2 separate regions of the Homo sapiens genome follow, and region 2 is linked to region 1. The links are chromatin loops, found by intact Hi-C in ENCODE. Cell type or tissue: heart left ventricle. All regions are shown on one strand. Each heading gives the region's core, and the rest is flanking DNA. Links, peaks and the distances in the headings are about the cores only.

The links. A loop is a pair of places that touch in the nucleus more often than their neighbours do. Peaks named below come from ENCODE experiments on the same cell type or tissue, not always from the same donor. Only the 100,000 strongest peaks of a DNase experiment are listed, where the experiment ranks them.
Region 2: it touches region 1 in a loop (5-fold over the local background); 2 of 110 quality-filtered maps call a loop at or near these places.

Annotation. Positions count from the first base shown.
Region 1 is chr21:28,160,466-28,171,787 of GRCh38, reverse strand. It overlaps LINC01695 (long intergenic non-protein coding RNA 1695), which reads left to right. Exons shown (of 6, transcript NR_126012.1): 4 at 1,645-1,710; 5 at 8,071-8,186. Among named protein-coding and RNA genes, the nearest start is that of LINC01695, 63 kb to the left of the region's middle. In heart left ventricle, for the core only: no CTCF peak of the experiment used is centred there; no DNase peak of the experiment used is centred there; H3K27ac peaks cover 1,116 bases.
Region 2 is chr21:28,517,308-28,528,629 of GRCh38, reverse strand. No RefSeq gene overlaps it. Among named protein-coding and RNA genes, the nearest start is that of LINC00161, 16 kb to the left of the region's middle. In heart left ventricle, for the core only: a CTCF peak has its summit at 6,472 (motif pointing right); no DNase peak of the experiment used is centred there; H3K27ac peaks cover 2,044 bases.

The sequences.
Region 1 (11,322 bases), core at 5,584-8,083:
TATTATAATTATGCAAATTTTAATATTTAATATTTAACATGCACTACTTTTCCACTTTTAAAATTATACATTCATATAATGTTCACATTTTCAAATAGGAGAAGGCTCTCTCAACTGAATAGTACAATGTAACACGTGATTTAGGAAACTCATTTACTCTTTAAGTTATGAAAGTCATTCGTAGCTTCCAATTATACCTCTCGGATCATTAATGGATAATAACATACAAACACATATTGTTTACTTTCCAACCACTTGAACCAGTTCATTTTTTCATTAGTACCATGCCAGTCTGTTCATATCTGCCAATTCTCCCTCTCTGGAAAATATCTGTGTTAAGCCAACTTCAACTCACAAAACTTTAACATGAAATTGCAGAACTTGGCTGTCTTAAAACACATCAGTACTTTCTTGTGCCTTTGGTACACTTTCTGCTTTTGATATTTTTCTTGAAGGCAGAAAATAGCTATTAGTAATTAAACTTTAAAAATATATTAAAAAGTTGTAGTATTGCACTTGCAACTTTTAGAAAATAATCATATTTTACAACCAAATTATGGACACCTAGACTTTAAATAAATTTAAAATTTCACCTTATTCTTCATAAGTGACACATACATTGGACAGTCAAGAGGTCTGAAAATTTCAGACCATATTTAGATGGCTGAAATCAGAGTAGCTGCTATCATCACCAACACATGGAAGCTCAAGGAAGGTTTTTATTTGATGACAACAATGCAACAAATTGTAACATCCTGTCCAGCTGAGATTCTTTTGTAGCAGGGTTATGAGTTTAACAATGTAATGAAGGTAATCTAATATTGACACATTCAATAGCGTTTTTCCTTAAGAAGTTTACCGATACTAATACAATAGTACATTAGTTAATCTTCAGTTTCTTCTAAGGAATCAAAGTTGAATTGAATTGCCTACTTAAATTATGGGGCACTGCTTTTATTTAAAATAAAATTTGCTCTGGAGAGGGAATAACTCACCTGTTCTAGTTTTGCTCTTTCTCATGGAGATTGGTGCTCAGGAATAATATGATTCTTTTCATTTAATTCATGAAATATCCTTGTAAAAATAATCACACTTGTCCCTCAAGCCCGTTAAAGGCTGCTGGGCTGCTGATTTTTGCTTATTAAAACTAAAACTCAGCACTCAGCATGCTGATTTTTTTTTTTTTTTCTGGGAGGAGGGTGGTGAGATAAAGTTTGCATAAGCATAAAGTCCTACTATGTTAAACTGCTGTTTGCTAAAACATTCTGACCCAGAAGCATAAAATTATACCTCCTTTACCCCTAGAAAAAGGGAACTTTTCTGAACAGTCTGTGGTCCAAGCCTATGCTTTTAGAAACGCTGTATTAATGATTTTGTTGAAAAATGTGCTTATAATGCAAATGTGCTTATGCAGTTTTCATCCTTCTGTTCGGTGTATTAGTGATAGAACCACAAAGTATTAATCGGAACACTGGTTCACTCAGCTTAAGACTCTATCAGCCTTCCTTGCATGTAAGTTTGATCAAATGACTAAGTTCTGGCTGCTGATTTATAAACAAAAAATGATCTCTGCAACTGAAGTGTCATGTCTTTAAAAGATAGCTTCTTATTACATCTTTTTTTTCCCTCCTTCTTGCTGGTTAGAGGCCATCTTTGAAGAAGTAAACAAGTACCATACACTAAAGGGATGACAGAACAACGAAACAAAAGGTATTCTGATCCTGGATGATACCTAGGTCTTTTAGATCTACGTAAGATTAGTCTACATTTTAAGGTACACAGTATCAACCTTTGTAATTGTGAAACATTTGAAACACAAAGAAACGCACATATAAAACATAATAAGCACGCATGTCTGAATCACCCAGAATTAGTAAAAGTTAACTTACTACTAAATAACATAAACCGCTATAAGTAATTTTTCTTTATCTTTCTTTTCTAAAGAGTAAGTGTTGTTTAGTATTTGCTGTGTATTTTTCCTACCGTGTTTTTGTACAGGTATTCCAAATGCATGTATCCAACAAAAACATAGTATTTTTATTCCGTTCAAAATATTTATATAGAGCATGTTATACTTTAGATCTTACAACTCTCCTTTTTTTCACCCACTCGTGCATTTAATTAATTAATTAATTAATTAATTTTGTGAGACAGAGTTTCACTCTTGTCACCCAGGCTGGAGTACAATGGTGCAATCTCGGCTCACTGCAACCTCCACCTCCCAGGTTCAAGCGATTCTCCTGACTCAGCCTCCTGAGTTGCTGGGATTACAGGAACCTGCCACCATGCCCAGCTAAATTTTTTTTGTATTTTTAGTAGAGACGGGCTTTCACCATGTTGGCCAGGCTGGTCTCGAACTCCTGACCTCGGGTGATCCACCCGCCTCAGCCTCCCAAAGGGATGGGATTACAGACATAAGCCATCATGCCCAGCCTAATTCATTTATTTTTATCATGTTTATAGAGGTATTTTGAATCTCTTTGTCATACTTTGTTTACTTACCTTGATTTCCATTGCTTTTCATTAATACAAACTATTTTCTGTTCATCTAGTAAAATAATTTGGTTGATTCTACTACGTAACTTTACTTATTTGTGTTACACTTTCTATATCCATACTTTTAAAGATGAATTTTAAAATACATACATTATTAATAAACTATAAGGTAAATTTAAACATATCTATTTTACTCTTGAATGATGTGACAAAATGAGTATAGATTTTTTAGACCCACCCAGCTTATTTATATCATTTTGATGATTAATACTTATATAGGCTTATCAAAAATCTTCCTTGATTTTTTTTCACCATTAATTCTTGTAGACTACATCTTTGTGGGTTTAATTTACTTTTCGCCCAAGAACACGCTTTTGTACTTCCTTCAGTGACCCAATAGTAATCAAAGTCCAGCCACAGGAGAGGAAGTAATATGTTCACTTTACAATTCTTCCCCTGAAACACACACACACACACACATACACACCCACACACACACCAATTAAAAAGTAAGATATTACCTGTAAGTTAATGACCTTTATCAATGTTTAAAGGGGCCCTTGAAACTAAACCCCTCCAAGAAAATATAAATGAGTGGATGTTTTTGATAAAAATTTTGCTAAATAATCATAAATCTCATAGAGAGGGTTAATTTCAGAACATTGAAACCATATAAAGCAAATTTATAACATTAGATAGAAAGTAACAAAGTACGTTTACAATAACAGAAATATATCTCTTACAAGAGCTCATAAAGAATGCAGAAAGAAATCTACAACAAATTGAATGAAAAGAGCAATTTTTCTGTTTCTCATTTTTCTAAAACATTAAGCATTTTCATAAAACATATAATTAAACAGCAGTACCTACTTATATTTTCACGCTGCATTTTTATTTTATTATTCTTTTATTTGATTATACCTTTTATTTTAATGTAAATTATTATCCTATAAGTGGTTCTCCATTCTAGCTATGTCTGAAATGCAGAAATATGTATCATTGTTGCGATGTCAAATTGATTTTATAATTGTTTTGCTTAATTCTTTGTAGCTTAAAGAGCTTCTTGTTAGTCTACTACTCTGCATTCAGTTGAATTGAAATTAACACAGTTCTGTAGTTAAAATTATTCAAACAATTATATCTGTTTGTTGTTAATTATATGGATACAAAGAGGTCCATATGTCATTTTTAGCTTTAAGGTTCCAATCAAGAAAGAGCAAGATGTATGACTACTTAAGATGAAGGACATACTATTGTTAATGAATAAACATGAAAGGATAACTTGTTTTCCAAGTATTGATATCTACATTTTATAAAGCCAACCCAGGTAGATGGGTATTGTTACATATGTCTAATTATATTATCAAAGCTGCTGAGTTCACTCATTTAAAAAATTATGAACACTCAGAGTGTTCCTGCTATGACTAATTTCTACTTTGTTTAAATAGAATAAAACTTAGGTAAGTGAGAAACATGAGAATTATCCTCATTACTTTCTATCTCTTACCACTCAAATCTAAATGATCCCTAAGTTAGGTCTGCTTTAGAATGTGTCAAACATATATATGACTTGCACAGGAAGTAGAATATTATCTTCTTTCAATTCATCATAAAACATATGAAAGTATTCCTCCACAATCCTTGCATCTCTAAGGTACCCTCTATCCCATCCTACATCTATTCTTAACAATTTTTAAAATGCAAACTTAATTAGTTCCCTTTCTTGCCCTCAAGACATAATAATTTCTCTCAAGAAGATCCTTTATCACACTAGATTTTAATTACCTGTCTGTCTACTCCATTATATTTGCAGTTAAAGTGTCTACTTTCTTGCTGGTCCTTTATACCTTTGGAGTCAGCACACTGGCTTCCATATCTTAGATCTCAATAAACAGTTTTGAATTACTGAGTGTACTGATTGCCTTGAAATTGCAGATGGCTTTAGTAAACCACTTTGTGTTTGTGTGTGTAGATTACAGCAAAGCTTTCTGCTTTCCTTTCTTGCTCTGATACCCTCAAAATTATACTCTGTTCCTGGGATTCCAGAGTCTTCTGCCACAACCAAGGTATGATAAAGCCTCCTGGCACTTGGTCATTTTACAGAGTTTTATAGCAATGCAAATCTGTTGGGTTTCAGTAAAATTTCCTACTTTTCATTGGATTAACCCAAGTCTGAGTTTAGAGATAGATTCAAGCAATAGACTCTGTATTGTATCTAGAATTTCTCTTCCTTTCGAATATCAATGCCTTCCCGTCAAGGTGCACTTGTTGTAAGTAGGCTCTTACCAGTTAGGATGTGGATTTTCCTGGAGGCACTTTACTTCCTAAAAAGAAAAGGAAATATCTGACAACCAATAATGGTACATTTCACTCGCATCTGTGTGAAGAGACCACCAAACAGGTTTTGTGTGAGCAACAAGGCTGTTTATTTCACCTGGGTGCAGGCGGGCTGAGTCTGAAAAGAGAGTCAGCAAAGGGAGATAGGGGTGGGATAGGTTGAGATAGCCGTTTTATAGGATTTGGGTAGGTAAAGGAAAATTACAGTCAAAGTGGGGGGTTGTTCTCTGGCTGGCAGGAGTGGGGGTCACAAGGTGCTCAGTAGGGGAGCTTTTGAGCCAGGATGAGCCGGGAGAAGGAATTTCACAAGATAATGTCATCAGTTAAGGCAGGAACAGGCCATTTTCACTTCTTTTGCGGTGGAATGTCATCAGTTAAGGCAGAAACTGGCCATCTGGATGTGTATGTGCAGGTCACAGGGGATATGATGGCTTAGCTTGGGCTCAGAGGCCTGACATTCCTGTCTTCTTATATTAATAAGAAAAATAAAACGAAATAGTGGTAAAGTGTTGGGACGGCAAAAAATTTTTGGGGGTGGTATGGAGAGATAATGGGCGATGTTTCTCAGGGCTGCTTCGAGCAGGATTAGGGGCGGCGTGGGAACCTAGAGTGGGAGAGATTAAGCTGAAGGAAGATTTTGTGGTAAGGGGTGATATTGTGGGGTTGTTAGAAGAAACATTTGTCATGTAGAATTATTGGTGATGGCCTGGATATGGTTTTGTATGAATTGAAAAACTAAATGGAATAAGAGAAGGAGAAAAGCAGGTATTAAAGGACTAAGAATTGGGAGGACCTAGGACATCTAATTAGAGAGTGCCTAAGGAGGTTCAGCATAGCCTTGCCAGCAAAGATTATTTATTTACTTTAAGAGTTAAGAGTGGCGGTTTGGGGATAGCACGAGGAGATCAGCTGTGATGGCTTAGAGAAACGGTGTAAACCGGCAGTGTAAACAAGAGCAGGGCATTTATGAGTAGTTGAGAATGGTGAATAGGAGTATGACTAGACAGAAGATAGTAGGGATGACAAGTTTTTTGGGGCGCAGTCTAGGTTGATCTGGTGTCTGGGATGAGACTGGGGCCTAATAAAAAGCGTCTATACATGAGCTGAAATGGGCTGTACCTTGTAGCATTCCGAGGACAGGCCTGAATTCTGAGAAGGGAGAGTGGTAAAAGTATTGTCCAGTCCTTTTTAAGTTGGTGGCTGAGCTTGGTGAGGTGCGTTTTTAAAAGACCTTTAGTCCGTTCTGCTTTTCCTTAAGACTGAGGAGTGTAAGGGATATAAAGGTTTTACTGAATACCAAGAGCCTGAAAAACTGCTTGGCTGATTTGACTAATAAAGGCCGGTCTGATATCGGACTATATAGAGGTGGGAAGGCCAAACCGAGGAATTATGTCTGACAGAAGGGAAGAAATGACTGCGGTGACCTTCTCAGATCCTGTGGGAAAGGCCTCTACCTATCCAGTGAAAGTGTCTACCTAGACTAAGAGGTATTTTAGTTTCCTGACTCGGGGCATGTTGAGTAAAGCTAATTTGCCAGTCCTGGGTGGGGCAAATCCTCGAGCTTGTTGTGTAGGGAAGGGAGGGGGCCTGAATAATCCCTGAGGGGTAGTAGAATAGCAGCTGGAACACTGAGAAGTGATTTCCTTGAGGATAGATTTCCACAATGGAAAGGAAATGAGAGGTTCTAAGAGGCGGGCTAGTGGCTTGCACTATAGCATAGCCTGCCTTTGCTGGTGTGTGGCGATTAGGCCTGGTGGAACTGCCATCAATAAACCAAGTGTGATCAGGGTGAGGAACAGGAAAGAAGGAAATATGGGGAAATGGGGTGAATGTCAGGTGGATCAGAGAGATACAGTCATGGGGGTCAGGTGTGGTATCCGGAATACTGTGGGAGGCCGAATTGAAGTCCGGGCCAGGAACAATGGTAATTGTGGGAGACTCAACAAACAGTGAGTACAGCTGAAGGAGCTGGGGAGCAGAAAGTATATGCATCAGGTGTGAGGAAGTAAATAGATTTTGGAAGTTATGAGAACTGTAGAGAGTGAGTTGAGCATAGTTTGTGATTTTTAGGGCCTCTAAAATTATTAAAGCAGCGGCAGCCACTGCACGCAGACCTGAGGGCTAGGCTAAAACAGTAAGGTCAAGTTGTTTGGACAGAAAGGCTACAGGGCGCGGTCCCGGCTCTTGTGTAAGAATTCTGACCGCACTAACCATGCCTAGGAAGGAAAGGAGTTGTTTTGTGGAAGGGATTGAGGTTTGGGAGATTAGTCAGACATGATCAGCAGTGAGAGCACGTGTGTTTTTATGAGAATTACGCCAAGATAGGTAACAGATGAGGAAGAAATTTGGGCTTGACTGAAGTAATGGCGGCTGTCTGTGAAGCCTTGAGGCAGTACAGCCCAGGTAATTTGCTGAGCCTGATGGGTGTCAGGGTCAGTCCAAGTGAAAGCAAAGAGAGGCTGGGATGAAGGGTGCAAAGGAATAGTAAAGAAAGCATGTTTGAGATCCAGAACAGAATAATGGGTTGTGGAGGGAGGTATTGAGGATAGGAGAGTACATGGGTTTGGCACCATGTGGTGGATAGGCAAAACAATTTGGTTGATAAGGCACAGATCCTGAACTAACCTGTAAGACTTGTCCAGTTTTTGGACAGGTAAAATGGGGGAATTGTAAGGAGAGTTTATAGGCTTTAAAAGGCCATGCTGTAGCAGGTGAGTGATAACAGGCTTTAATCCTTTTAAAGCGTGCTGTGGGATGGGATATTGGTATTGAGTGGAGGGGTAAAGGGTGATTAGGTTTTAATGAGATGGTAAGGGGTGCATGATCAGTCACCAAGGAGGGAGTAGAGGTATCTTATACTTGTGGGTTAAGGTGGGATGCAAGAGGAGGATGCAAAGGAGGCTTTGGATTGGGAAGAAGGGCGGCAGTGAGATGTGGCTATAGTCTAGGAATAGTCAGGGAAGCAGATAAGTGTCTCCACCTAATAAGGGAACTGGGCAGGTGGAGATAACTAAAAGGAGTGCTTAAAAGAGTATTGTCTAAGTTGGCACCAGAGTTGGGGAGTTTTAAGAGGTTTAGAAACCTGGCTGTCAATACCTGCAACAGTTATGGAGGCAAGGGAAACAGGCCCTTGAAAAGAAGGTAATGTGGAGTGGGTAGCCTCCGTATTGATTAAGAAGGGGACGGACTTACCTTCCACTGTGAGAGTTACCTAGAGCGTCTGTGATGGTCTTGTAGGCTTCCGAGGCGATCCGGCAACATCAGTCTTCAGCCGCTAAGCCAAGAAGATCTGGGAAGGAGTCAATCAGAGAGCCTTGGGCCAGAGTTCCAGGGGCTGTGGAAGTGGCTGCCAGGTGAGTTGAACAGTCCGATTTTCAGTGGGGTCCTACACAGATGGGACACAGCTTAGGAGGAATCCTGGGCTGTGGGCATTCCTTGGCCTAGTGGCCAGATTTCTGGCACTTGTAGCAAGCTCCTGGGGGAGGAGGTTCTGGAGGAACCCCTGGCAGCTGCGGTTTGGGCGTTTGGAGTTCTTGTGTGCTGGAGATGTGGCTGGGGTTTGTCTCACAGTGGAGGCAAGAAATTGCAACTCAGAAATACATTGCTACTTGGCTGCCTCTACTCTATTATTGTATAACTTGAAGGTGAGGTTAATTAAGTCCTGTTGTGAGGTTTGAGGGCCGGAATTTAATTTTTGGAGTTTTATTTAATGTCAGGAGCGGATTGGGTAATAAAATGTATATTGAGAATAAGACGGCCTTTTGACATTTTAGGGTCTTGGGCTGTAAAGCGTCTCAGGGTTGCTGCCGAACGAGCCATGAACTGGGCTGGGTTTTTCATATTTGATGAAAGAGCCTAAATGCTAACTGATTTGGGAGAGGTCGGATAAAGAAAAAGAAGCATTAACCTTGACTATGCCTTTAGCTCCAGCCTCCTTTTTAAGAGGAAATTGCTGGTCAGGTGGAGGAGGGCTAGTCGCGTCGCGGAACGAAACTATAAGCCGGACTGGGTGTGAGGAGGGGAGGTGATAAAAGGATTATAGGGTGGGGGAGCAGAGGCTGAGGAAGAATTGGGACCTGGCTTGACCTGGCTTGGCCTGGCGAGGAGCAGCCTGGGGAGGAGGAGAGAGGTCAGATGGGTCTGTAGAAAAGGAAGATTAGAAAGACTCAGCGACGCTTGGGGTTGGGACTGAGAGGACAGGCGGGAGGGAAAGAAGGAGGATTTGGGATGAGTCACATTGGGAACAGAGAGTACGGAGAGAACAATGTGTAAAAGAATGCCTGGACGTCAGGCACCTCAGACCATTTGCCCATTTTACGACAAGAATTATCGAGATCTTGTGGGATGGAAAAATCGAAAGTGCCGTTCTGTGGCTATTTTAGAGCCTTTGTCAAGTTTGTATTGGGGCCAAGCGGTGTTGCAGAATAAAATAAGATGCTTAGATTTTAGGTCAGGCGAGAGTTGAAGAGGTTTTAAGTTCTTAAGAACACAGGCTAAGAGAGAAGAAGGAGGAATGGAGGGTGGAAGGTTGCCCATAGTGAAGGAGGCAAGTTTAAAGAGAAGGGTAGAGACACGGAGAAGGGGGTGGGGAGCAGCCCTGGGCTGCAACGTGGGTGAGCAGCCAAAGCAGGCGTCCTTGCAATTGACTTGCCACCAAGGGAACATGGGCGAATGATCAAGGAAGGCACCCCTGCGGAGATCAGACACCAGTGGAACGTGGGTGAATAATCCAAGAGGCATCTCGGCGATGATTAAACACCAAGGTAAGGCTGTCTTCCCGAGTCCGTGACCGGCGCCGGAGTTTTGGGTCCACAGATAAAATGTGTCTCCTTTGTCTCTACCCGAAAATGAAAGGAACTGAAATTAACAGAAGGGAGAGATTGAAGTGTGGCGCCAAGCTTGAAAGGAGAAAGAGGTTGAGGGATAGTGAGGGAGGTTGGAGAAGAGAGTAAAAAGAGGCCGCTTACTGGATTTGAAATTGGTGAGATGTTCCTTGGGCTGGTCAGTCTGAGGACCTGAGGTTGTAGGTGGATCTTTCTCATGGAGCAAAGAGTAGGACAGGGGATTGATCTCCCAAGGGAGGTCCCCTGATCCCAGTCACGGCACCAAATTTCACTCGCGTCCGTGTGAAGAGACCACCAAACAGGATTTGTGTGAGCAACAAGGCTGTTTATTTCACCTGGATGCAGGCGGGCTGAGTCTGAAAAGAGAGTCAGTGAAGGGAGATAGGGGTGGTGCCGTTTTATAGGATTTGGGTAGGTAAAGGAAAATTAGTCAAAGGGGGTTGTTCTCTGGCTGGCAGGAGTGGGAGGTCACAAGGTGCTCAGTAGGGGAGCTTTTGAGCCAGGATGAGCCAGGAGAAGGAATTTCACAAGATAATGTCATCAGTTAAGGCAGGAACAGGCCATTTTCACTTCTTTTGTGGTGGAATGTCATCAGTTAAGGCAGGAACCGGCCATCTGGATGTGTATGTGCAGGTCACAGGGGATATGATGGCTTAGCTTGGGCTCAAGGCCTGACAGGACACATAAATATGATTTTCAGGAAGAAAGTCATCAAATTTTAAATCACCCCTGAACCATGGAAGGCAAAAACTCTGGCCTTAATGTTTTAGGAAATAAACAAATAGTTTCTTAATATGCTGCTGAATATAAAATTATTTTTATTTTCTTTTTTTTCCATTCTAATCTTTAAATTTTTCTCCTTTTGCCCAAAAAGTTAACAAAGACAAATTATAAATCTTTGCATATACAAAAGGCTATCAAAATGATGGAAAAAAGGATCTCATCATTTAAGTTTTCATGATTTATGAAATATTTCAAAGATTTGCAAATAACTGACATTGTTATAATCCATAAAATAGTGTAATGCTAAAACTAGAAACCACAGAGTAATACTGTCCAGGTATGAATTCTGTATGTGCTACTTATTCATTGGTGACCTTTGACAATGTATAGCATCTCTCTAGACTCCATTTTACTCATCTGTAAAATGAAGGGTATCTTTCACATAGAGTACTCATAAGAATTAAATGCATTATAGAACAATGAAGGAAACATAGTAAATTCAATATAAGTGTTAAATAAACAGGTTCAGTGGCATTCATGTACCTGCCACCTACCCTAATTTATCCTATTTTCACATATTTGCTTTAGATTTTCTGAGCATAAAACATTACAAATATTGTTTTAGTTAATGAATTGCTTCATAATATATCGCTCCCAAAATAAGTGATGTAAAACCATAACATTTATTTTCTCACAGTTTCTGAGGCTCAGGAATTTAGGAGTTGCCTAGTGGGATGCTTCTGGCTTGAAGTCTCTCACAAGTTTGCGGCCAGAGGTGCAGTCATCTGAAACTTTCACTGGGGTTGGGAAATCGAGCTTCAAGTTTGCTCACTCACATGACTTAGCTAGGAAGCCTTAGTTTCTCCCCACATGGATCTCTCAATAGGGCTGCCTGGGTGTCCTCACAAGTCAGCTGGCTTTC
Region 2 (11,322 bases), core at 5,028-7,527, 360 kb before region 1:
CATTCAATAACACTTGTGAACAGGATGTGAACTGTTGTAGTAGGATCTGCAAACATGGCTGCCAATTCTTCCCATGTCTGCAGCTCTATGCCACTTCATTCTCAAGAGGAAGAGTCTACTTCCCTTCCTGCTGAATCTGGGCTGACCCTGTGTCTTCATTTGACTAGTAGAATATACAGAAAGTAAAAACATGTGATTCCAGAGGTAGATTTTAAGAACCCTTGAAGCTTCCATTGTTGAACTCTTGGGACCCAGCACCATGTAAAGAAGCTTGAGTTCCATTGACTCGCAGATCTTTTAGCCACACCGAATGAGTCACTAGATATGAAGATAAATCCATCTTAGTAGCTCAGCCCTGATCAAGCATCCTGTTGAATGCAGCTTTAGGAGTCAATATCATGTAGCGAATATCAGGAAGAGAAAACAAATCATGTAGATGAGCCCAGCCAATCTATAGAATCGTTAAAAAAGTCATTGCTATTTTAAGCCACTAAGTTTTGGGATTTCTTTTATGTAGCAATAGGTAACTAATACAATTACCAAATCTAAACATTATTCTACTTTCAGATACCTCCCTTACAGGAGGGGAAATAAAGTATGGCTGATGTATTTGTTGAAAATAATGGAGCCCTTCTCCAGTTTCTTCTAATTATTTCTGTCTACACTTGTTAGAGAAAAACAGTGCTGGGCTCTTGTTAAAGGTGGCAAGACTATTTAATTAGACTTACTGCAGTAAGTAAAGAGTCTCCAGTATAGACTGAGCCCCTGAGCTCAACTCCAACTAAGACAAAGATAACTGAGGTTTTTAAGGGGAGAACAGATAGGACACAAAAAAGGACTTACGGGGAAATAAAAAAGGAAAAATGGACTAGGGAGCCATGTGGAAGTGGAAAAACTACAGAAAGGGGTAGGTGGAGAATTACTGCGAATGGTTTGGCAAGATGGGTTGAAACAATGTATTTTTTATGATTTGGAAGTGCTGTACGTTCTTGGGTGAAGATTCGGTACAAGGCTGGGGTCACTGTTAGGGACATGGCTTCCACCCATGACAGGAGGAAGTCAAGCTAAAGTTTGGTCAAGTCTCTGAGCATAGTGTCTGGGGAAGTCTTTTGTGCCATGTGGGACTTTATGTTTTTACCCTTCTTGCAGGTGACCTCAGGTCCTTCTTCATTGGATGAGATACAGCATAAACTCTCAGCTTCCATTCCAATACATTCTTCACTGGGGCCAAACAGGTGTTGCCCTACTTAAATTTTCTACATATTTTAAGGTTTTCAGGTTGGCAGCTCCCATGGTTGACTCTTGGGATCCAGCACCATGTGAAGAAGTTTGAGCTCAGAGAGCCCCCAGATGTTTCAGTTACAGTGGATAAAGCACCAGATGTAAGAATGAAACTATCTTAAAATTTCAGACACCATCAAATACTCTGTTGAATGCAGTTGTGGGAGTGACCCCAGCCAATATCATAAAGGTATGGTTCTAGTTTTACTTACCTATCATCTATCAAAGGAGTTAGCAAAATATACCTATGGGCCAAATCCAGCCTACCTCCCTCTTCTTTTGGTAAATAAAGTTTTATTGAAACATAGCCATGACCATTGTTTTATGTGTCATCTATGGCTTGCTTCATATTACAATGACAGAGTGGAGTGGTGACAACGGAGACTATATGACTTACAATATCTAAAATATTTACTAGCTGGCCTTTTATAGAAAAATTTTGGTGAAATTTGCTTGTGAATAAATGAATAAAAAGTTTCTTTAAAAGGATAAATCACATTATGAATAAAGTATAGTGAATTATTCAGGGTAACTCTAGCTTCCATAAACCCCAATATTTTTATAATTTAAACAAAACTAAAGTTTCTCTGTTGTTCACGTAACAGTTAACAGGTTAGAAAAGCAGTCCCTCCTCATGCAGTAATTCAGGAAACCTGGTAAATGGAAATTCTTCAACGTGCAATTTCTGAGTAACCCTGGGTGAGAAATAATGTGCCCAGGAAGAAGAGTAGACAATGATATTTGGTGAACAGGTAGCAGATCCTTCCACAAATAGTTTATTACCACTGCTATAATTTTATTAACAATCATCCTCTTTATGCAAATGATTGTTCTAGTTAGTTTATTAAGCTACCACTTATTCACATGAATAATTCTAATAAAATTCTTCTACCAGACACCGAGGTGAGATAAATGACACTTTGGTAAGGATCATGACTTTGGTAAGGACTCAGGGAAGAAGGCAAATCACCTTTCGGTCATGGAGCATTTTGAAGGGAGAATAGTTTTCACATTGTGGGACTTCTGTTATTCAGAAAAAGGCTTAAGGCATTGAATTTTTTAGGATGTTGGGGAGATAAGTGACCAGAAAGGCGTAAAGGCAGACAGAAAAAGAAATGTGAGGTTCTGGAGGACAAGCTTTGCATCTTTGTCATTGGCTGCTCATGGCACAAGTTTTCAGGGAATGAACAGAGTGTTCTTGAGAGGTAGCATCTTGAGGCCACCCTGGAGCAGGAGCCAATTGCCTTTCAGGCAAAGTGACTCGCTTTCTTTTTGAACAGTTTCCAAAATAATATTAATAACAAAAATGATGGAGACAGTAGATTACAGAGCTCTAGAATTTCAGTGATAGAAATGAGAAAGCGATTAAATTGAAAATGTTTTCTTCTGGCAGATCAAGCTGTAGTTGTGTGGTTATAAATTCTGCATACTCATTGAGTCTTGGAACTCATGGAGATTGAGTCTTGGAGGAAAAATAAGCAAAAGAAAGATAAATTCGTTCCTTAAAAGACAAATTTCCTTAAAATTGTAATTTCAGGGGAAAATGTATGTCAGGTAAGAAATTAGTAATTTTGAAGAATCCTTCTATGTCTAGAAATTTAAGTTTCCCAATTGCTCCATGTACCAATTAGATATCTATTGAGCCAAAAACAGGAAAGCTAAGGTGTACTATAGTCTCTCAAGTAGTTCAGAAACACCAATTCACAGCCTAAGACAGTATATAATGAAGGAAAAATGTCTAGGACTCATTGCAGATATATGGTTCATTCTCTGGGGAAATTAGAGGATTAGCAAATCAGTTATCTATTGCTAAAATAATGCTGCATAGCAAACCATTCAAAAACTTAGTGGTTTAAAACAAAAATTATTTATTATTTCTCACAAGTTTATAGTTTGGCTAGTTGGTTATTTTCACCTAGGCCAGAAATATATGCTCTTGGTTTGGCTGATTCACACATCTTCAGTCAAATGGTAGGCCAGCTGGAGTTTGCTGTTCTAGAATGGCCTCAACCTGGATGATAAGGCTCTGCTCCATGTGGTCTGTCATCTTCCAACTGCTCTTGTGATCTCGTTCTTGTGAGGAAGACAAAGGAGCAAGAGAGAGAGGTCTTTGCTTAAAACTAGTATGCTGTTACTTGCATTACATTTTACTGGACAAAGTGAATCACAAGGTAGGCTAAGTTTCAAAGAATAGGAAAACAGACTCTACTTTTCGATGAGAGAAATTTTAAAGCCACCTGGAAAGGGTATGGATACAGGGAGATGTAGAGAATTAGGGCCATGTTTGCAAACAGTTTATTTCATTGAATTTTATCAAGGAAATCTTGGTAGAGGAAGGTACAACTTAGCTTGAGCTTTGAAAGTAAAGGAAAGAATAGGGGGCATTTTTTTAGGCAAGGATAACAACATAAATGAAGCCTGTAGTAGTAGTTTAATAGAAAGAAGGAGTTTGGTTCTACAGCGTGTGATACAAAATTAGGCATGTATTGAGCTGCTTCGGGGGGGCTAAACTGGCTTATATTTAGTATAAATCAGAATATCTGTACAGAATAGATCATAAATTCATCAATTAAGATATGGAAATATACTTATACGTGGTGTTTAAACTCCTGCATGATGGGATGTGTGCGTTTGTTTTTATTTGCCTTTTATGCCTGAGGACAATGCTGCTGTCTTCTTAAATTCAGCACCTATTGATTACCCCAGATAAAAAGTTCTCTTCACTAGCTCCATTTTATTTATGACTTATAGCAGGGTTACAGATTGTAAATACCCTTACACATTGTTTGAGAGCAGGGTGGTCAACCCTAATAGTCTATTTAAAATCTCAAAGGTTCAAAGAAGTATCTCTGAGAGTTGTGCAGAGATATAGTACAGGCTCTATTCCCGCCAGAAACGTGTACATGAAACTTAAAAAGGAAGGGGCTTCTCTATCTTAGAAATTCTCATACTTTTTGATCTTAGGACCTTCTTACATTGTTAGAAATTTGAGGATCCCAAAGAGTTTCTATTTCGGTTGGTTCTTTCTGTTGCTATTTACTGTATTTGAAATTAATATTGAGAAAATAAAAAATATGTATTTACTAATACATTACAAATAATAGTAATGGACAAAAGCAATTAATGAAAAATACTAAATTTATTTCCATAAATGACATATTTCTGTGAAAAGTAACTATTTTTTGAAACAAGGAAAGTGAGAAAACGTCATTGTTTCACATTTTTGAAAATCTTTTATGTCTGGCTTAATAGAAGACAATTTCTTTTATCTGCTTCTGCATTCAGTCTATTACAACATGTTATTTTGGATGAAACATATAAAGAAACTTTGGCTTCATGCAGATCTTTAGATGGAAGCGGGAGAAAACTGTAGGGTCTTAAGAACCGTATTTGGAAAACGCTTCTGTTTAAGAGCTCCATAAGATTTATCATGGCAGAAAAAATAAAAATTAAGAATGCAAAAAGAACATGTAACAAATTGTGATGTTTTTCTCCCCAAAGTAGGCTATTCATTGTGAATTTCCAAAAAAAAAAAAAGAACACCTATTTCCTCTAATTTATTAATTTGTTATAACAACAACAACAAAAAAAAATTATGATTTTTGGGCCAGTGCCCCAAATCTCTTAGTCATCATGCCAAAAATGCAACAAAATAGAATGTTAACCATGGGAAAAAGTTTCAAAGGATCTGACCAAATGCCCAGGATGAATTTGATAAAACGGTGACCTTACTCACATATAGCTTACTTAATAGTCAAGGGATTTTTTTTTTCACCGCTCAAAAAATTCCAGCCAATTTCACTGATATTCTTCCTTGTTCCAGAAACTTCCTCAAAGTTGACCTTTCATTCTCTGGTGACCTGGGCAAGAATTTCTCAGAAACCAAAAGCCTGGCTGTTCAGTTGGTTTGGGAGTGGCATTTCCTAAAGTTTTGATTGGAAAAGAAACCTGGAGTTCTAACAAATTCATTTTTAAAGAAATGAATTGAAGTTTCTTTGCCAAATGCCATATGCAAAGTTTATTACTAATTCTTAATAAACGTAATGCAATTGATAGAGAACGTGAAAGTGAATTATTAGTTCTGGTTTTAAAATCCCATTATATGATCTATATATTTCTGCTCCACTTTTAAAAGTTGCTAGTGATATTGGTATGCATCAAACCCTTGTGGTAGATTATACATGATCGAATAAATGATTTTAAATAACAAGAATTTTATAATCCAATTATAAAAATATACAATATTTAAAAATAAGACAAACGCAGAAGGAGAGATAATCACACAGTCTTCTCCAAAAGCTACCACTCTGTTTTTTTGCATTTAATTTTATTGGCATTATTAACAAAAACATACCTTACTCTGATTTACAACTTTACTTTTTGCTTTAGATATATGATGATTTTTTTCCCTTACATTAACCATAGACATAGTTTTTAGAAAAAAATGAAACAGACAACATATTTGAGGAGATGGGGGTCTATGTTTACATGTAAACAATGACTTAGAAAATTTGTAAAAAGTGACCTCAGAGGGACAAAGGGGAAACAAATCCCTTGGAAGCCTTGGATCCTCCCAGGCAGCTGTGGCTCTGTGTTTCCTTCCTATTAAGAGGGATGTGTGGTTTGTATTGTCCTCCTGGGAGAATAATTCTGTCATTTCCATTAGGAAGATGATTTATTGAGGGCAGTTCCTTTTTAAGATTGAACAGGAAAACCAGTGTTGCAACCTGATGGTGCTATTTCCTTTGTAAAACGCTTCAGTGCTGAAGTTGTAGCAATTACCTTGGCCTTGAACTGAATCACAGACACCTCTCTGATCCCTTCTGTAACCTTATCTGGTAACACACAACGGTAACCACTGTGTCCTCTTGGTTTGAGGTGGGTGAGAATCAGGGCATACAACTCCCAGATTTCTCATAAGAGGGCATCCAGCCCTGTAACAGATATCCCCCAAGGCCATCGTGGAGCAGCCGGGATGCTGCGTAGGGGTTACAAATGCAGATGCAGTTGTTAAAGGGAATTTGACTGCAGCTGGAAAATAATTTTCTAAGAAGGCATATGGCAAAACGTTTTGCTTCCGTGTACCAATATCTCTGCGTGCCTCCTTTATTCCTCATTGAACCTCGGGGAATATTTAATAGTTCAGTCCTTCTTTTAAAGGTATGGTGAAAGGCAGCATCACTGCATCCCAGCAGAGGGCAGTTTCCTCAAGCCTATAGTACACCATTGCAGGTCTCATTCATGCTCAGATGGTGGTTGTTCACACCTTGTTCTTAAGAAAAGTAAACTTGTATTCAGTGACCTAGTTACACAGCAGCTTGGGCTGTGCTAAACAGTCATTCATTCAGATACTTCCTTTAGAAAACTAAAGTGAATCCAGTTGCGGTTTGCAGAAACAAGCTCCACAATGAGAGTAAAGAGATCTGGGTACTGGTCTTGGATTTGTCACTAAATAGCCATTGTGCTGGTGACATTAAGCAAGTCACTTTAGCTCAATTCTGCATCTCTGGTGAGGGGTTTTGGACAGCATGACCTGAAGATTTTAGATACAGTAGAATTTTCACATAATACCTCTATAACCCTGATAAAAATATATTTCGTAGCTGAGGGTTTGGAGTTAAAGAAATAGAGATTCTTCTTTAAAGTAATGCTAATTCAGATAGTTTACCTGGTTTGCAATATAAGCTTTATAGGTTATCCCTCTTCTACAATTGCTGAACTAAACCATCTTATATATTAGGAAAACTCAATTGGGCATGACTGTGAGAGTGAGAAGAACAGATTTCTGGGCCTGTGTTGGCTTCTCTCTAGCTATATGACTTTAGGTGAATCACCCCAACCTTCTGATTTCCAGTTTTCTCATTAGCAAAATGAATGGGTTGAATTAGATCAATGTTTCCTCCAAAAGGACCTGTGATTAAATGAGTCTGGGGGAAAAGGAGGTAAAGATAAGCAGGGGTCTATACTGCATTGATTCTGAAACCATTTCCACAGAGTCATCCACCACAGATTTACTGGGAGCTGCCTGTCTGGTAAGACCTTTTCCAGGGTAACCTACTTTAAACAGTAAACAACTGTTCAGCCTGTCATTGACCAATCAGAATGAATGCTGGCTGCAACTCTGAAGTGGCTCTGAGACCCCCTCTACTAGTCTGTTCTCATGCTGCTGATAAAGACACACCCAAGACTGGGTAATTTATAAAGGAAAGAGGTTTAATTCTCACAGTTCTACATGACCGGGAAGGCCTCACAATCATGGCAGAAGTGAAGGAGGAGGAAAGTCATGTCTTACATGGTAGCAAGAAGAAGGGCTTGTGTAGTGGAACTCCCACTTATAAAATCATCAGATCTCATGAGACTTATTCACTACCACGAGAAGAGTATGGGGGAAACCACCCCCATGATTCAATTATCTCCACCTGGCCCCACCCTTCACACATGGGGATTATTACAGTTCAAGGTGAGATTTGGGTGGGGACACAGCCAAACCATATCACCCCCAAGTGGAATCTGGTATTTGTTTCTGGATCCTGGGGAGTCTGGATGCTCCTTCAGTGGTTACTTATCAGTCAGCATGGAAGTATGTCAATATTTTCACAACTGGTATGGCCCTACCTACCTGCACACTCTCACCCCTGTGCTGTCCGAGGTTGCAGTGCCTTCTCTAGCCTTGTCTCAGAATATATGATCCAGGACCAACAGCGGCAGCAGCCCTGAGAGCTTGTTAAAAATGCTAATTCCTGGATTCCACCCAGACCTTCTTAATCAGAATCTGCACTTCTGCAAGACCCCCAGGTGATTACTGTGTTCTTTACAATTTGAGAATCACTGGCATGCAAAACAGGTCTGGTTTATTTAAAATGCACAGGGCTGATTTGCTGATGTCTACAGGAGGGCAAATAGCTTGAGCCCAGGAGTTTGAGACCAGTCTGGGCAACGTGACAAACCCCCCTCTCTCCAAATATACTGGGTAAATCTGTGGTGGATGACTCTGTGGAAATGGTTTCAGAATCAACGCAGTATAGACCACTGCTTATTTTTACCTCCTTTCCCCCCAAACTCATTTAATCACAGGTCCTTTTGGAGGAAACATTGATCTAATTCAACCCATTCATTTTGCTAATGAGAAAACTGGAAATCAGAAGGTTGGGGTGATTCACCTAAAGTCAAATAGCTAGAGAGAAGCCAACCCAGGCCCAGAAATTAGCTGGGTATGGTGGCGCATGCCTGTGGTCCCAGCTACTTGGGAGGCTGAGGCAGGAGAATCACCTGAGCCCAGGGAGGTCAAGGCTGCAGTGAGCCATGATGGGGCCACTGCACTCCAGCCTGGGCAACAGAGTAAGACCCTGTTTCAAAAAAATAAATAAATAATAAAAAAATAAAGTGTAGTCTCTTTATGATGACTTGGCATAGAACCCTTTTATGATGGAATATATTGTGGGATGAGTGGTCAGTGAAATACATTTTGGAAAACATTGAACAAGATATCTGAAGTTCTCTCTAACTCTAAAATTCAATGATTCTGAGACAGTTAAATGTTCTCACATTTCTCATTTGTTCATAATATTCTTCAAATCAGTTCTACTATAAATTGGATTTACCATTGCCTTTGGGCACTCAAATGTCAATAAAGATTGGGGATATTTTTAGAACTTTGATTTTAATTTCTGAGATATTAAATTGATAAGGAAATGAAAATAATCTGGAACCCAGACAATATGTTTTGTAGGGGCCTAGAGTTTTTTAAAAAAATTATTTATATCTTATCATAGTTTATTTTTTACTGTAGTGAAATGCATATAACATAAAACTTACCATTTTAACCATGTTTAAATGTATAATTCAGTGACAATATGTACATTTACCATGGTGTGTGATAATCACTGGTCTCTATTTCCGGAGCTTTTTCATGATCACAACTGAAATTCTGTACGCATTAAACAATAAATCCCCATTCCCCCCACTTCAGCCTGTGGTAACCTCCATTCTACTTTCTGTCTTTGTGAATTTCACCATTCTAGGTACCTCATATGAATGAAGTTATACAATATTGTGTCTGCCATCTCATTTAGCATAATGCTTTCAAAGTTATCTATATTGTAACATGCATCAGGATTTCATTCTTGTACGTGGCTAGATAATACTTCATTTTATGTGTATACCGCGTGTTGTTTATTCATTCGTCTGTTGATAGATACTTGGGTTTCTAACTGGCTATTGTGAATAATACTGCTACAAACATTGGTCTGTTTGAGCCTCTGTTTTAATTCTTTGGGGTCTATGTCTAGTCATGGAATTGCTGGATCATGTGGTAATTCTATGTGGAGACTCTGAACTGTTTTCTATGGTGGCTGCAGCATGTTACATTCTCACCAACGATCCACAAGGATTACAATTTCACCACACCCTTACCATGAAAGTGTTTAAAGAAAACGTTTATTTGATCCATTCTTGCTTGAGATTTGTTTTTGCAAGTGTTCACTGAAAAGAAAAGGATCAGTAGATCTGGCTAAGTCCAATGACTCATTTCCCTATTGGATGGCAGGCTGGCAGAGCATCCCCTTCTTTGTTTTCTATGCTCTGGCTGCTTACTGTGCACCCTCAGCTGCGTCTCTGTTTCCCTGTGGTCTTGATTACCCAGGAAAGTTAGCTCTAAGGAGCAGATCCATATCTTCTAATAATTTGGAGGTTTCTAAGTGGGTTCTTGATCAGCTCCAGGCTCTATCCTCTCAAATTCAAAGTCTAGAAATTTGTTCTCCATAGCTAGCTTTGAAATCACGGCTGAGCCATTCAACCCTCATGGATTTCAGTCTTCTCAGTCATAAAATGATCTCAAAGTTTACTTCCTCTCAGGTGGAGCCTGCTACATAATTTGTGGGGGAAAATGCAAAATTAACACGCAGTGCCCTTTCTTCAAAAAGCAAATAAAGGAAGTGTGGTTAAAGGAACTTTGGGAGCTCATTATAAAGGCAAATGCTCATGTTTCCCTGCAGCCCTGCCTTCCCAAGGGGGTTTGACAGAATAGGTTTGGGGTGAGGCCAAGGGATTTGTATATTTAATAAGAATTCCAGGTGATTCTGATTCGAATGGTTGGCATAACAGTGGATTCACACTTAATTCAGCATAGGGTTTTGGAATTTATATTTTAGCAAAACTGGACCAAAACCTTAATATAAAGCCTTTTCATGTAAAAATATTTTATTTATAACATGCAATAAGGGCAATAGTAATAAATGAGTAAACATAAACTTATAAATGCAAACAGTAATATTTTTGGTGACAACAGAATATGTTATAAAACTTTATTGGTGGGATATAATGATTCATTGCATAATTTTTCTGGCTTGCTTATCTGGGAATTTATTTATTGGTACAACACAATTTATACTTTTAATGAATTTATTTTCTGATAAATTATTTCAAAATATAAATTTTAGTACATCTAGAGCTAAAGAATCTCGGGGAACGGTTTTTTCAAAAAGATTTAACTTTTCATACAAATCAGTTTTGTAGAAATATGAATTAAATGCACATTTATATAGTGGCATTTAATGTTTCCTCTGACATTTCTGTATTTTAGGGAGGTCATACAAGAAACTGAAAGTGGTTCATGATTTGTTTAGAATTGGATATATTTGTTTATACATTCTATCACTTTATCTTCAGTTACAAGTTAAATTAGATTTAAAATTTTCATTCTCACTAATAATTTATCTGAAGTATCACATGAAAAGAATGCTCTTTTCCATCAATTGCAACAATTTTTAGTTTCTTCTTCTAAGCCTATGGATATTTACTTTGCAATATTCTAGCAGATTTTAAACCAGAGATCCGAAACTCTGAAAAATCCTAATAGCTCCCTAATTTATTTTATTGCAGTGTCCATGTGCCTGCTTTTAAAGTGTAATCGCTTACTGATAAAATATACTGCCTGAGCACTGGAAGTTCCTGTCCCTGCTCGTAGGCCAGGGAGTGGGTATTTGCACAGATACTGCAGAAATTGGTTGCAGGATAGCCAGGCCAGCTGGTCTCTCATTCTGA